2 separate regions of the Homo sapiens genome follow, and region 2 is linked to region 1. A link is a contact called in ENCODE Hi-C or POLR2A ChIA-PET data. All regions are on one chromosome and are shown on one strand. Each heading gives the region's core, a stretch centred on a gene start or an enhancer-like site at or near the end of the contact. The rest is flanking DNA. Distances are from core to core; before and after follow the strand shown.

Region 1 (7,721 bases), core at 1,763-4,262:
TCCCGTGAAGTGAATGCTCTGTAAAGCCAAAGGCCAGGCAAAGGGCTGTACACAGGAGGCGAGGGCTCAAAGCCCTCAAGTTTGAGAAGCTGAACGCTGTCTGGCTAGGGCCCTGAACTGGACCCCACTCAAGGGAGTAAGGACCACAAGTGAGCATGAGGAGCCACAAGAGACTAGAAGAGCAGCCCTTGGAGAAAGAGGCACACAGGCCTCACAAACATTCCATAGCCCTCCTGAGGGTCAACCCAAGGGGACGTGGACCCAGCGCATCTAACTTTCTTTCCAGAGGCCCATTTAGCACCCTTTTAGACCCCCACAGTGCCCTGCCAGGTGCCTTGCCTTTATCCAACAGTACCGTTACTGTCCCTTCTTCTAGCTCTCTGGCTCTAGTATCCTACCCTCCGCCTATCCCAGGATAGCCAGAGGGTTAGCCATCTGGCAGGTAAAAGAGCCCCACCTCACTATCCCTGTTCAGTGAGGACTTATATCCACCAAATGAAATTGCCAGGCTGGATCTGCCACCAGCGGAGAAAGCTGGCCATGTGAGGCCAGCAACCTGCTCCACCCATACGTCAATCCCTGACTGCCTCCATGGAGCCAGCCTTCTTCCCAACACTCACACTTGGCCACAGCCAACCTCCAGTCATGGTCAGTCCTGAGCTTGCCTGGCCAAGCACATTTTGTACAAACCCACTGAGGCTGCCCCATCTCACCAGCAGGGTCTGTCAGGAGAAAAGCAGCATAGAACAGCTCCCCATGCTTGAGCAGGACAGTGAGGCCTATGTGACCAAACCCCTGGGAGCCTCTCCGTGTCCCTAAGAAAGCCCTCCATCTCCCCACTAACTTGTCTTCCCCCGTGTACCTGGGAAGTCTTTGGAGATAAATATTTTGTGAAATCACCTCCCCAAAAGCTTAGATTTGTTGTTTTGGTAATCAGCTGACTAATATTTCACTGTTTTCCTGCAATTACTCTGGGTCAGGTGCCCAAGCTATGGAATGAAAGCAGGAACTCACACCCCACTAATTGACCCAGAAGATGCTCTATTGGCCAGGGCACATGTCGTGCCACAAGGCAAGTATGGTCCTGCCCATCCTCACTGGGCAGACAAACACCAGAGCTGGAGGACACAGTCACAGTCACACCACGCCAAAGACTACCTCCTGGGACCTAGAAGATTCTTATGTCCATACATATTCACATCAATGGAAAACAAAATTTCAGAGTCATATAGATGTCAATCTGAATCATGGCTTGCCACTTCTAGCTGTGTGCCTTTGAACAAATTATTACACTACTCTGACCGTCAGCTTCATCTTGCAACAAGGGAATAGTAATCTCTTACAAGGTTCTGTGAGGATTAAATATCTCTCTCCTATAAGTGAAATGCCTAGCACAGCTTTGTGCCCACAGAGGTACTAGTGGCAGCTTTTCATGAACATCTGAAAGTTCCAGGTAACACTTCAGGGCTGTGTTAAATGCCTTACAGACATTTTATAAGTCCCTTCCAAGGAAACTGGGAGGCAAGAGCTCTGGCAGAAAACTAAACTAAATCCTAGTGCTGTCACATACCAGCCTCATGACCTTAGACAAGTCACTCTAGGCCTTGGTTAGCATGCCTGGAAAATGGAGATAACATCTCTCAGCCTGGCAAAAGAGATGACAAGCATGAGAGTTATAAGGTACCACACACAAAGCAATAACAGAGAAGAGTATCCTTCCTTTAACACATTCTAGGCAAGTAAAATATTGGAAATAGCAGATATCATCCTCCCAGCCAGGGCTCTAGGGCCCATTTCTCAATTATCTCTGATTCTCGAAAACCTCAGCAAACAGCTTGTTTAAAAAGCAGCTAAAGGCCACAATTATGCTTTGGGAAGCTCTGCTCTGCACAATGAGGAAAAAGGTGATATGAAGAAAACCAAGCCAAGGATGTCAACTTTGAGCACAGGCCTTGTCGGCTTCTCATTTGCTGTTCCTGGCCAGAGAACTGGGCTGACTAGAAGTGCAGCCAGCCAGGTCAGCGGCTGCCCTCCCGGATTCCAGCCACCCCAGCACCCATGGTTATTTTTGGCTGGACTGCCCTACCACTGCAACCTCAAACCTGCCACCTCGCAAGCCTCCACCACCAACGGTGAAACGCTCCTCCTTTTCAAGGGCATCAAGAAGGGAAGCTGGAAGGCCGCCAACTCCGCCTCTGATGGGGGCCTGGTTCAGGCAATTTCCACCCCAGCTCCACATCAGGGCACCCACACCCGGAACTAAAGCTAGAGACTCCCGGGCGGGACGGAGGAGCAGCCAGGGGATTTGAACTGTCAGCTTGGCCTAGCCCATCCTCCGGGCTGGAGTGGCTCTACCACCACAACAAAACACACAGGGGAGCCTGCGCCCTCGTTCGCGTCCCTTCCTGCCGCCCCAGGTCCCAGGGGGTCTCAGAGTCCCATCCCCTGTAACCGCCACCAGTGGCGCCGAGGGGAGACCCGGGGACAGAGGGAAAGCCGGACTGGGCCAGAATCAAACTCCAGGCCGCCAAGGGAGGAGTCATCTGCGGACTAAGCCTGAAGCCAGGGGTAGGGGAGGGGTCTGAAGGGCTTCTCTGGCTCTTCTACGTCGGACCCCGACCCCATTCCGCGGGCAGGCACAGAGCCCAAACTGGACCCTTGAGCGGCCCCAGAGGCCGTTCAGGCTCCGCCTTCAACACCGTGGGGTCGAGGTCAGGGTCTGCAGTGACCGCCCTCCGGGGCAGAAGCAGCGGGTCAGGGGTGAGAGGTCGCGGCCCGATATGGGCCGAAGAGGAGAAAGAAAGGGAGTAGGCCGAGACCGAATGGCACCAGCGCGCCTGCCCCGCCGACTCACCCCCGGCCGCCGCCGCCGCTGTCGCCGCCGCGGACCCCAGCCCACACTTACCGTCTCCCAGGCTCCGGCTGCAGCTAGGCCCCACTCCCCGCTCCGAGCGCCTCTTCCGCTTCCGGCTGCGACCTCCGCCCGTGGCAGCCCCGCCCCCTCGCGTGACGCAGCCGTCGCCAGCCTCGGCTCGACCCGGCTCGGAGGCCTGGCCGCTCTAGCCCCCGACTCGAAGGCTCCGGGGCACCAGCCCTCTCCGCTCCGGCGGGCGCCGCGGCCTAGGAGACTAGTTCCGGGAGGGCCGAGGGGACGAGCCTGGCCCGGCCCGCCTCCCGCCGTGTCGCGGCGCACGTAGGTCCCCCGACCTGACAGGTGCGCGGCCCGGGCCGGCTGGGCTCTCAGAGCCGAGAGGTGGGGCCCCGACCTGGCCGTGGGGCTGGGCCCGCTCCGTCGCCCCGACCCCGCGTGGTCCGCCAACTCCCTCCTGCGCGCGGAGAGGACGGGCATTGTTCTCGGGGCCCCGGAGAGCGCGAGAGCGGCCTGAGGTCTGTGTGCCGGAGCTCGGGAAGGCGGACGCGACTCCGCTTGCGCGAAACGAGCGAACGACACATTATTATCTTGGTGTGTGCGGGTTTTTTGAAAGCCGTGGTGGCGCTCCCAGCTCGCCAGTGCGTGCGGGGCAGTTTCTGGGAAGATACCCTAGAGCTACTCTGGCGGGGCCGGAGTCTGGAGGGAGGAGATCCCCTCTCCTTGAGCCCCCTCCTGTGGAGCGGCTTCCTGCCGGCCTGCGTGGCCTCTCAGTTAAGACTCCCCCGCTAGACAAAAGCCCCGCCGGCTGCGTCTCTGGGCCACTGGACAGCCCCCTTTTGCAGAGGCCTCGAGCGTGGGGTCACCAAAATCCCTGACACCTACTGTCCCGCGCCGGGTCGGACAGGATTACGAGGCCCCACTTTCCAGATGAGAAAACTGAGGTGGGGATCTTTTGAGACCTCACTGTGAGCGTGCGCGTCCCGCCCGGTCTGGGAGTGGCGTCCCCGGCCTCGCGAGCGTCGCGCAGTGAAGCGACAGGGCGTGGCGCCTAATTGTCCCCACGCCACGCGAGGGCTAGAAACCCGCAGTCGGGGCGGACCATCCCTCCAGGCACCGCCCCCTCCTTGGGACCGCTCCGCGGGGGCGCCAAGGGTTTCCCCAGCACCGCCCCGGCGGCCGCCAGCCAGCCGCGGCCCCGCCCATGCCCCTCCCCGCGGGTCTGGGCCCGCCCCTGAAGCGGGGAGGTGTCGCAGGGGAGCCCCCCGCTTCCGAGCTGCGGCTGCGCATCAAGTCCTTCGCCAGCGGCTCTCCCTGAAACGGGGGGTTTCAAGGCGTGATTTGTAGGGGTGTTTAGTATCCCCTAAATCTCTGCCAGCTCCACCATGGCTATCCGAAGTAAACAACAGAAGCTAATTCAAAACTGGGTCCCCTTCCAAAAAATTACAAAAATTAGCCGGACTGGGTGGCGCATGCCTGTAGTTCCAGCTCCTTGCAGGGGACTGAGGCAGGAGGATCGCTTGATCCCAGGAGGTTGAGATTGCAGTGAGCTATGATCACACCACTGCACTCCAGCCTGGTCGACAGAAGGAGACCCTGTCTCAAAAAATAAACAAAAAATCGGCCAAGCGCGGTGGTTCACCCCTCTAATCCCAGTACTTTGGGAGGCTGAGGTGGATGATCACCTGAGGTCAGGAATTCGAGACCAGTCTGGCCAACATGGCGAAACCCCGTCTCTACTAAAAATACAAAAATTAGCTAGACGTGGTGGCACGCGCCTGTAGTCCCAGATGCTCGGGAGGCTGAGGTGGGAGAATCACTTAAACCCGGGAGGCAGAGATTGCAGTGAGCCGAGATCGCGCCACTTCACTGCAGCCTGCGCAAGAGAGCAAAACTCCGTCTCAAAAAAGAAAGTTAGGAGCCGCTTCAGTGTACAGTGGGTGACCCAGATTGGCTGCTGAGGTCCTGCCCCCTAAGGTCCTATCTCAAAAGCTGAAGATTTTGAAAAATCCCAGGCCATCTGAGATGCCATTCCTGCCTGGTACCCATGGCCTCGACCACACTAGCCAGGTTCCATCTCGGGGTTTCATCAGCTCAGATGAGGTGGAGTAGGAGGCCTCTCTGGTGTCTCCTCCTCCCACCACTTAGTGTTGCCTGAGTTTCCATGGCTCCAGGATACTAGCCCTGAGGGATGGATGTTCTCAGAGAAGCTTCTGTCCCCGGGATGGATGTTCTCAGAGAAGCTTCTGTCCCCAGCCCTGCCCTGAGCTATAGGCTCTGATGGGGTAAGTTAGTCACCTTCCCACAAAACTGCCCACCACTGAGAATCCAGGAGTCCCTACCTCCCAGCCACGAAGCAACTCTCTTTTTCTGAGGTGGAACAGAAGCCATCTCCCAGCTGTCTCCCTCTCCACACTTTGCAGCCTGGAGGCCATCCTGCCTGAGATTCTACCCTTAGAGCTTCATTCTTTTGTGACTTTCACACCTTTCAGAAACTTGGAGAAAGATCTGCCCCCAGGTGAGGTTTGGGTAACTCCTCCACTCCCATCCCCACCTCAGAGGAGGCTTGCTCCACCTCCACTGCCCCTCAGGCCCAAGCTCCTGTCTGGGTCCTCAGCCTCTGTGGAGTTGAGGTCTGTAGCATATCTCAAGGGCACTGGGGAGGTGCCGCTGCCCTGCATCCTCCCAAACCCCACAGCTCCTCTCACCCCTTTTGGTCTCCCTTTTGCCCCCCACCTCCACTTCCACCAAGCTTAGGGCTCAGTTCACTGCCCGCCAGGCCCAGCTGCTCTGATGCCCTCCTTGTTCTATTGTCCTTACTGTCTCCTCTGTCTGCCTCATCTGACTTTGCCTTCTCTGGAGGCAGTTAATTCACCTCTGAGCCTTGGCCCCAGGGTCACCTCCCTGGAAAGCCTTCCTGGGGCTGCCCTGGCCTGCCCCCCTGCTCAGGACAATCTGGCCTGCATGTGCACTCCATTCTGTGGACCATGAGCCCCTCCCGGACCAAGCTGGGCACAGCTCAGCTTCTCACTAAGGGCAGGGGGCTGCCATGGAAAGCCTGTCACTTCTAACTGGCAAGACAGAGCACCCAGGTAGAGTGGCATTGTGGGAGCTGTACCCAGTATGGGAGGTGGGGGCAGCGGCCAGTCCTCATGGTCTGTCTTAGAGAAGCCTTGTGTGGCAGTGACATTTTGGAGGGGAGACAATTTTGGAGGGGGCTGCAGGAGCCTGGGCCTGGAGTAAGGGGAGAGGAGAGTCAAGCTGTCCAGTGGGGAGAAGGCCTGGTGGGCGATGGTGCCATCCTGAGTGGAGAAGGCCTGGGAATGTGAGGAGTGGGGAGGTCAGGGTGGGGGTGGTAGAGGTGCTAGGTGTAACCACTGCTTAGGTGAAGACAACTCCTGTGCCCTTTCAGAGCCAGGGCAGGGTGCCTCGTGCCCAGGGTTGGGAGTTGGGAGGCAGTGGACTTGGGCCCAGACCCTAGAGGTGAGGAGGGTGATGGTGAGGGGTGTAGGGATGGCAACACTGGCAGAATAGCCCCTGTCTACCCTCTGACCTTCCTCACCAAGCTGGTGGGTGAGAGGTCCGTCAGGGCCTCCATATTACAGCTGAAGCTATGGAAGCCAGAGAGGTACCTGAGCAGTGACTTGACTTAAGGGCTCTGACCCCCACATCATAGCTAAACTGTGGTGGCCCCCAAATGCTCCCCTGCCATTTCCAGACTTCCACACTGGAAGGGGGAACGTGGCTCTGGTGCAGACAGTGTTGGGTGGGGATTGCAGCTCCTCACGGGACTCCCTGCCGGACTTGGGCACCAATTTCCCCTCAGGAGTGCCTGCTGCGCCTCCCCAGACCAGCTGCTGTGAGGATAATGGGGTTTGTGTTCAGCAAGTGGCCACCCCTGGCAGCACCCACAGCTCATGGAAACCACTGGGAACTGAGAACTGTTTAGTGGAGTTGAGGCTGGTGTTTAGTGAAGTTCCAATCACCAGGAGACTTTCGGGCCAGAGGATCAGGGTTGAAGGGTTTTAGTGCGTGCTCAGCCAAAGGGCCTCAATTCTGAGTCTGAGAAGAGGCCTCAGAGCCTGGTGCTTTGGGAAGCCAAGACTACCCCAGCTCCAGGATCTGTCCTGTTCTCAGGTCCCACTGAGGCAGAGCCCATGGACTTGATGCCCAGCCCTGCCCGCTGTCTCTGGAACTCCTATTTCCTCGGGGCATTGGACCGTGTCTGCCCACCAAGCCCCACTGAAGGGTGCAGGTGAGCATAGGAAAGTTGGGCATGGCAGCCCCCTGGGGCCTGGGCTGAAGTCTGGCTCCTCTTTCCCTGGCATGTGCTCCAACAGGGCCCCCGAGCGGGACTGGAGGCGGGCAGAGAAGGACCTGTGGGAGCAGCTGGCAGAAAGCAGGCAGCAGAGGGCCGAGCTGGCAAGCCGTCTTCGGGCAGTGCCGGAGGCCCTGTCGGAGCAAGCCCTGGTGCTGCAGAGGCGGGAGCACAAGCTGGGACTTGGCTGGTCCCTAAAGCAGAAAGTGAGGCCCTGTCCTCCCCCATTCCTTCTTCCTGGGCTTTCTGTAGCTGAAAGGAGGTCCCCTGAGCTAGCAAGATCCCCTTAGCAGGCTGAAGCTCCAGAATGCCCAGAGCTGGTGTCCACATCTGGTGCCATATTCTCAGGGAGGCTTTCCGGGGTCTGGGGCACCCAGAGGAGAAAGGGAAATGGAGTCCCCAGCAAGGCTGCGGTGTTGAACAGAGATGTCTCTGAATGGTGCCCCTGGAAGGGTGCAGGGTGTTGCCTGAGAGGCATATGCTGGGGGTGGCTAGGGACACTGCTGGAGGTGAAGGAAGGGCCAGGGTCCCTGT
Region 2 (7,721 bases), core at 2,853-5,352, 240 kb before region 1:
CCAGAGTGTTGCTGACTCTCTGCCTCTCAGCATGACCCTGAATTTTTAATGTTTTAAAATTTATTTATTTATTTATTTTTCCCTGAGTTGAGTCTCGCTCTGTTGCCCAGGCTGGAGTGCAGTGGCACGATCTTGGCTCACTGCAACCTCTGCCTCCTGGGTTCAAGTGATTCTCCTGCTGCAGCCTCCTGAGTAGCTGGGATTACAGGCACCCGCCACCATGCCTGGCTAATTTTTGTACTTTTAGGAGAGATGGGGTTTCACCTTGTTAGCCAGACTGGTCTTACACTCCTGACCTCAGGTGATCTACCCGCCTCAGCCTCCCAAAGTGCTGGGATTACAGGCATGAGCCACCGTGCCTGGCCAGAATTTATTTATTATTATTATTATTGTTTATTTTTTTGAGACAGAGTCTTGCTCTGCTGCCCAGGCTGCAGTGCAGTGCTGCGCAGTGATCTTGGCTTACTGCAGCCTCCTCCTGGGTTCAAGTGATTCTCCTGCCTCAGCTTCCCAAGTAGCTGGGACTACAGGCATGCACCACCACGCCTGGCTTTTTTTTTTTTTTTTTTTTTAAATGGAGTCTTCCTCTGTATCCCAGGCTGGAGGGCAATGGCACAATCTTGGCTCACTGCAACCTCCGCCTCCCAGTTCAAGCGATTCTCCTGCCTCAGCCTTCCAAGTAGCTGGGATTACAGGCGCCTGCCACCACGCCCAGCTAATTTTGTATTTTTAGTAGATATGGGGTTTTGCCATCTTGGCCAGGCTGGTCTCAAACTCCTGACCTCAGGTGACCCACCTGCCTCAGCTTCCCAAAGTGCTGGGATTACAGGCGTGAGCCATCACGCCTGGCCAATTTTTGTATTTTTAATAGAGATGGGGTTTCACCATGTTGGCCATGTTGGCTGGTCTAGAACTCCTGGTCTCAGGTGATCCTCCTGCCTTGGCCTCCCAAAGTGCTGGGATTACAGGTGTGAGCCACCAGACCCGGCCAATTTTTGTATTTTTAATAGACATGGGGTTTTACCATGTTGGCCATATTGGCTGGTCTGAAACTCCTGTTCTCAGGTGATCCGCCTGCCTTGGCCTCCCAAAGTGCAGGGATTACAGGCCTGAGCCACCGCGCCAGGCCTAAACTTATTTTTTATTTTTACTATGAAAAAAAAGAGACAGGGTCTCGCTATGTTGCCCAGGCTGATCTCAAACTGGATTTAAGCAACCCTCTCACCTCAGCCTCCCAAAGTGCTGGATTATAAGCTTGAGCCACCGTGCCCGGCTGGCCCTGAATTTTTTTTAGTCCGTGAGATAAGATATTTATTTAATGTGTTTATTTGGAGCCTGAAATAAACCTCACACTGGGAGCCTGGGTGGAATACAGGAAGGGAAGGCAAGGAAAAGTCACAGAGAGCTCAGACAGCCAGCACCTGTGAAACGCATGGTATGAGGTTTCCAAACCAGTGACAAGTGTGGTTTTCAATTAGCCGGGCGTGGTGGTATGTGCCTGTAATCCTAGCTACTCAGGAGGCTGAGGCACGAGAATCGCTTCAACCTGGGAGGTGGAGATTGTAGTGAGCAGAGATTGCGCCACTGCACTCCAGCCTGGGCAACAGAGCGAGACTCCATCTCAAAAAAAAAAAAAAAAAAGTGTGGTTTTCATGGCCGTTCCTGGGAGAGCTGCAGCCTAACTCTGCCTGCCTCTCTTCCCTCACTGCCTTTACCCCCCAGCTATGTGGAAGTGCCCCCCTGCCTTGCAGTGGTGGGGGGCCTTACTGATCTGGGCCTTTGCTGTCTGTCTTCCTTCTACAACCTGGCCTTTCTTGAAGCCCACCGAGGTGTCTCCCCTTCTTCCTGTTTTTTGCTCTGCACCTTGCCGTGGTCCCCAGCACCCCTTCAGGGGGTGCCCACTTGTCTCAGATACCAGATTGTGGACTCCAGAAGGGTGAGAGCTGTGTCTTATGCATTGTGGTATGTTCCTCACACTGTAGCTGGTTGCTGAATGAAAAGAACTGAGGTTAAGAGCCTTTTATTTGTTACAAATTCAGTAAAGGGCAATAGCCACTCTGAGTGGCACTGCAGGGGAGTTTTAGGTTATTCCTCCTTGTAGGTGAAACTTAGCCCTCACCATCCTACTTGACCCATTTAAAAGCCAGTTAGGACCGGGCATGGTGGCTCACGCCTGAATCCCACCACTTTCGGAGGCTGAGGTGGGCGGATCACAAGGTCAGGAAATCAAGACCATCCTGGCTAACACAGTGAAACCTATCTCTACTAAAAATACAAAAAAAGTAGCCGGGCGTGGTGGCAGGTGCCTGTAGTCCCAGCTACTGGGGAGGCTGAGGCAGGAGAATGGTGTGAACCCGGGAGAGCTTGCAGTGAGCTGAGATCGCGCCACTGCACTCCAGCCTGGGTAACAGAGCAAGACTCCGTCTCAAAAAAAAAAAAAAAAAAAAAAAAGAACCAGCTCTTTGAAGGAAAGAAGGAAGCAAGGAAACAAGCAGAAGCCCTTGTCAGTGTCCTCCTGGAGTGGGGCTCATTCATCCTGCCACATATTCACTGAGCGCCTTCAATTTGTCAGGCTCCGTACCAGGCTTCGAGATGCTTTGCCCCACTCAGCTTTACCATCTTGTGTCCCTGGAGACAGACTTGGATTGAAAATCTGGCTGAGCCACTACCCCTGAGATCTTAAGACAAGCTACTTCCCCTCTCTGAGCTTGAGCTTTTCCAGCTGCAAAATATAAATATTCCTTCCTCATAAGGCTGTTGTGAGGGTTAAATGAGGAGCTGTATTGTAGCTTTTCTCAGCCAGGGTCCCGAGCTGAGCCACAGAACAGAGAAGCTGATTGGAGTGACTCTCTCAGCTCTCTCAAGTATGGAGTATAACTAGTACCACCCTAGGTACCAGGAGAGCAGTAAAGTCATTATAAATAGTGGATTAGGGGGTCATAAGTCTTTTGAAGAACCAGGTCAAGGAAGGCCAGTAAAACCCTCTTTTCTGACAACTCGACACAGTGGCTAGTTCTGGGGTGACTAGAATTTCACAGTAGCATCATTGTGTGGTGAGTTTGGCACACCGTAGACACTAAGTAAATGTCAGCTTCCTTCCCCAGTCCCTCCTCCTCCCTCCCTTTCTTGCCAGGGCTCAGCTTGTCTTGAAGCCACGCACATCTTTCAGAAAGAGCCTAGGTTTTCTTAGATGGGAAAATATCCACTTGTCTCAGCGTTTTAGGTTGCTCTTCCTAGGCAACGTGCTTCCAGGCCCTTGGGCTACTGCTGTGATGCAGGTGCCTCCTGTTTGCTATGCCCTGGCACTTGGGCAGTGCTTTCTAAAAAGAGGGAGGCCCTACAGCGTGCTGCGTGTCTTCTCAAACCGCTGAGCTGCTGTGCTGCCATAGGCCCTTCACCAAGCACCAAGGAACTAGAATATGAACCAGACACAGATGCACATGGCTGCAGGGAGCTTCTAACTTAATCATGGAGATCAGATTTGTTTATGAGGAGCCCGGTGAGGAGTCCAAGGCCATGTCTTTAAGATTTTAGGAAAAAGGGAGGGATCAGAGTGGACAGGGCAGTCACCCTATGATCCCCATCACAGTCCCCTTCTGTCTGCCATTCATAAAGGAAATGGCATCTCTTTGTGGGCCTGGAGATCACCTATTAAACATGTGCACCTTGGCCAGATGTCTGTTTGCCATTACCTGAAACTGCTACCAGAGTGGCCCCTCTTCCTCTGTCCTCTGGTGACTCAGACTCGAGGAGCCACTTCTGTGGATGGTAGATCCGATTTCAGTGACTTCAGCGGTGGCTAGGTGTCTGCTGAGTCTGAGAGGGGAACAGATACCAAGCCCCAAATCTTCCTTGCAGGAAGCCAGATGATTCTGGTAGTAAACCACTGGTCATTCAGGCATGAAATAACCTCAAGGCCAATTCTTCAGCAACACAGAGCCTCCTGAACTTCACCTTGTCACTTTGTCCAAGTTGCAGGAGCCATCAGGGCAGAGGTGGTGTTCAGCAGGAAGAACATAGCCACAGTCTGTCGCAGAGGAGGTTGGAAGGGGTGGAGGCTGTAGTATGAGGCCCGTCCAGACACAGTGAGTTCTGGCTGTATGCCTGGAGGCAGTCAGACATTCATACCCTCTATGAACTGGTGGCTCAGGTGGGAAGATAAGAGATAAGAGGAAGTATCTGTGATAAAACCAGAGAACATATTCAATGCTGACCCTCAGCTCTATAAATATTCAGAGTAAGGAGAGAGCTCCCATTTTGGGTCCTAGGATCATGGTGAATATCAGTTTCTACATCTGTAAACTGAGGGGGTCACTCTGTGGCTATGTCTAATATTAGCATTGTATTTAACAATTGGATCTGGACAGGGCAAGGTGGCTCACATTTGTAATCCTAGTGCTTTGGGAGCCCAGGGTGGGAGGACCACTTGAGCTTAGGACTTCAAAACCAGCCTGGGCAACAAAGCAAGACCCCATCTCTACAAAAAAACTTTAAAAATCAGCCAGGCCTGGTGGCTCATGTGTGTAGTCCTGGTTACTCCGGAGGCTGAGGTGGGAGGAATGCTTGAGCCCAGGAGTTTGAGGCTACCATGAGCTATGATTGCACCACTGTACTCCAGCCTGGGCAACAGAGTGAGACCCTGTCTCTAAAAAAGAAAAAGGAAAAAAAAAAAAAAGAACTGGAGGCCAGGTGCAGTGGCTCACATCTGTAATCCCAGTACTTTGGGAGGCTGAGGTGAGCGGATCACCTGAGGCCAGGAGTTCAAGACCAGCTTGCCCAACATGGTGAAACCCCATCTCTACTAAAAATATAAAAATTAGCTAGGTGTGGTGGCAGGCGCCTGTAATCCCAGCTACTCAGGAGGCTGAGGCACGAGAATAGCTTGAGCCCAGAAGGCGGAGGCTGCAGTGAGTGGAGATCATGCCACTGCACTTCAGCCTGGGTGACAGAGCGTGACTCTGTCTTAAAAAAAAAAAAAAAAAAAAAAAAAAAAGAACTGGCTCTGCAGAGGCTTCCAGTGGAGGTGAGGCTGGGCCTGAAGTTTGGGAGCATCTGGTTTAATAATTAGGGGTGTGGGGTGAGGTGTGGAACCCAAGCGGTGTCTCCACAGGCAGGAACAGCCCTGAATTTGGCCACCCTCAGGGCTGTTCCTCATGGAGCCCAGGCATGGCTGTGAAGCTGGACCTGAGCCCTGCATCTGTTACTAGGAAGGGGAGGGTGTGGAGGAGCTCTTCTTGGGGCAGGGCAGGGTGAAGACAACTGTTCCAGGCCAGCAGGGGCACAGTAAAGAGGATGGCAGAGCCCCATGCAGAGATCAGATGGGAAAGGGAGACAAGGTTGTGTTCTGAGGACATTCTTGGATTTTATGAAAAGACTTTAAAAAACCCCCGAAACCCAGAAACATTTTCTTGAATTTTCACCTCAGCTCATCATATCTCTGCTCTTAGCAAGTGTGCCCGATTTAATAAAATCAGTACTGGCAGCCAGCAGCATGTTTTTGTTCTAGAAACTTAGACTACTTTTTTTTTTTTTTTTTTTTTTGAGATGGAGTTTTGCTCTTGTTGCCCAGGCTGGAGAGCAATGGCACAATCTGGGCTCACTGCAACCTCTGCCTCCCGGGTTCAAGTGATTCTCCTGCCTCAGTCTCCGGAGTAGCTGGGATTACAGGCATGCGCCACCACACCTGGCTAATTTTATATTTTTAGTAGAGACGGGGTTTCTCCATGTTGGTCAGGCTGGTCTTGAGCTCCCGACCTCAGGTGATCCACCCGCCTCAGCCTCCCAAAGTGCTGGGATTACAGGCATGAGCTACTGCACCCGGCTACCTTAGACTGTCTTTTACAAAATAAGAGGAATGGCCAGGCATGGTGGCTCACGCCTGTAATCCCAGCACTTCGGGAGGCCGAGACAGGCAGATCACGAGGTCAAGAGATTGAGACCATCCTGGCCAACATGGTGAAACCCTGTCTCTACTAAAAATACAAAAATTAGCCGGGTATGGTGGCGGCCGCCTGTAGTCCCAGCTACTCAGGAGGCTGAGGCAGGAGAATCGCTTCAACCCAGGAGGCGAAGGTTGCAGTGAGCCAAGATTGCGCCACTGCACTCCAGCCTGGGTGACAGAGCAAGACTCTGTCTCGAAAAAATAAAAAAATATAAAAAAAGAGGAATAAATGAATAATAAGTAAAACAGTACAGAAAGGTTATAAAGTCAATAGTAAGTCTCTACCCTCACCACCCCATTCACTTGCCCCTCAGCACCCCACCCCTCAAAAAAAAAAAAAAACCCACTCCCTAGAGGTAAATACTATGAACCATTTTGAATCTGTATAGGGCACCAACAGGAGCCTGTGTGGTGTGTACTCTCAAGCTTCTGGGTAAAGCTTGCTCTGGGTCTCTTCTGGGCTGAACCTTTTCCAGGAAGGGGGAAGGGAGAAGGGACCGCAGCTGTGGTGTGGCAGAGGCAGGCACAGGACCCTTCCAGAGAGGCTTCTCAGGGTCCCGGGAGGGTGATCAGCTGCCCTGCTTCAGTCAGGCGTCACCGGCTCGCCTGCCGGCCCCTGGCCCGGATTTTCTCCACTGTGTCTAAGGGCTTTTTTTCACCTTCTCAGGATCCCTCTGTGACCCAGCTGACCAACGCCCCGCAGGGCGGCCTGGCGGAATTCAACCCCTTCTCAGAGGTTGGTGAGCAGGCCCTCTTTCCAAGTCCCATGGCCCTCTAGGGTGGTGCTGGGGTGTCCGGGGCAGGGATCCTTGGCAAGGACAGAAGCAGCTCTGAGAAGCGGCAGTCCTCAAAGGGACAGTCCTAACATGAACCCGGGAGGCAGGGTAAGGATGGCAAAGCCACCAAACGCTCTGTAAAATTCTCCCCTTGGGATCTGTGACCGGGGCCCCTCCCCAAGGAGGTCAGGGCAGTGCCCAAGTGTGCTGGACCCAGCGAGCCCAGGGGTGCCGGGTTAGGGATCAGATGGCCTGAACCTGAGGCTTGTTGGCTGGGAAGCCACAGGGGAAGGCCCAGTGCAGGCCCCGAGGGAGTCCCCTCACAGGCAGGGGCACATCACTCATCCTGCTGTGGGTTTGCCCCCTCGTCACCAGCTAATGGAGTCCCACTCAATTCTGTCTTTTGATTTGTTCCATGTAGACAAATGCAGCGACAACAGTTCCTGTCACCCAACTCCCTGGGTCCTCACAGCCAGCGGTTCTCCAGCCATCAGTGGAACCAACCCAGCCGACCCCCCAGGTAGTGCTGACAAAGAACTCTGGCCTTTTCTCTCCAGTGAGGGAATCATCCAGACCAGTAGCTGAGCCCTGAGGCTGGGGGCAAGCAGAGAGCTTTCAGCCTTGGCCCCCTAAGGGCCCTCTTGCTAATTTGTTCGGAGCTGGTCACCTACAAGTAGAGGGGCTGCTCTGCCAATTAATATCCTTACTCCCTCCATCCCACCCACCACCACCACTGAGAAATAAGCTCTACTCACCAGGCCGGGCTCCTCGGTGCCTCCAGAGAGGGCATTTGTCCCTGTTGTACCCCTCCAGGTCCTCCTCGGGCCTTTGGCTTGTTCTCTCTTCCTTGGGGCCCAGAATCTCTCTCTTTTTTTTAACTTCATTAATTCTCACCTTCCTTCCTGTCTTCCTTTGTCCCTTCACCAAATACTGTGAATCTTGCCTGCTTTGTGCCTGGTGCTCCACTGCGCCGCCTCACTGCCCTCCCGCTGCACCCCTCGCTG

The links. Hi-C counts contacts between places; a loop is a spot of excess contacts on that map. ChIA-PET counts read pairs that join two places held with the same protein, here RNA polymerase II (POLR2A). Pooled maps may share reads with other maps.
Region 2: a pooled map shows a loop between it and region 1 (11-fold over the local background). The contact joins the enhancer-like site here to the promoter of CLK3-AS1 in region 1. A Hi-C loop is called at or near these places in 4 of 168 maps with a recorded cell type or tissue (B cell, CD8-positive, alpha-beta T cell, heart left ventricle and 1 more), 1 of 37 single-sample maps with no recorded cell type and 14 of 50 pooled maps. POLR2A ChIA-PET finds 5 or more read pairs at or near these places in 9 of 52 experiments (CD4-positive, alpha-beta memory T cell, CD8-positive, alpha-beta memory T cell, GM10248 and 6 more).

Annotation. Positions count from the first base shown.
Region 1 is chr15:74,611,083-74,618,803 of GRCh38, reverse strand. CLK3-AS1 (CLK3 antisense RNA 1) reads left to right here and starts at 3,012. Exons shown (of 9, transcript XR_007064715.1): 1 at 3,012-7,393. It overlaps CLK3 (CDC like kinase 3), which reads right to left and starts at 2,968. Exons shown (of 13, transcript NM_001130028.2): 1 at 2,906-2,968. RefSeq lists enhancers at 1,603-2,213, 2,214-2,825 and silencers at 2,914-3,453, 3,874-4,193.
Region 2 is chr15:74,853,537-74,861,257 of GRCh38, reverse strand. SCAMP2 (secretory carrier membrane protein 2) reads left to right here. Exons shown (of 9, transcript NM_005697.5): 2 at 6,609-6,677; 3 at 7,139-7,237. Among named protein-coding and RNA genes, the nearest start is that of ULK3, 14 kb to the right of the region's middle. RefSeq lists enhancers at 3,156-3,225, 3,456-3,505, 3,856-3,915, 3,946-4,055, 4,802-4,871 and 1 more. Within about 2 kb of position 4,102, at least 10 of the 41 ENCODE cell types and tissues checked have a DNase peak (open chromatin) inside an H3K27ac peak, as active enhancers do; they include B cell, CD8-positive, alpha-beta T cell and OCI-LY7, where a contact is called at or near this core.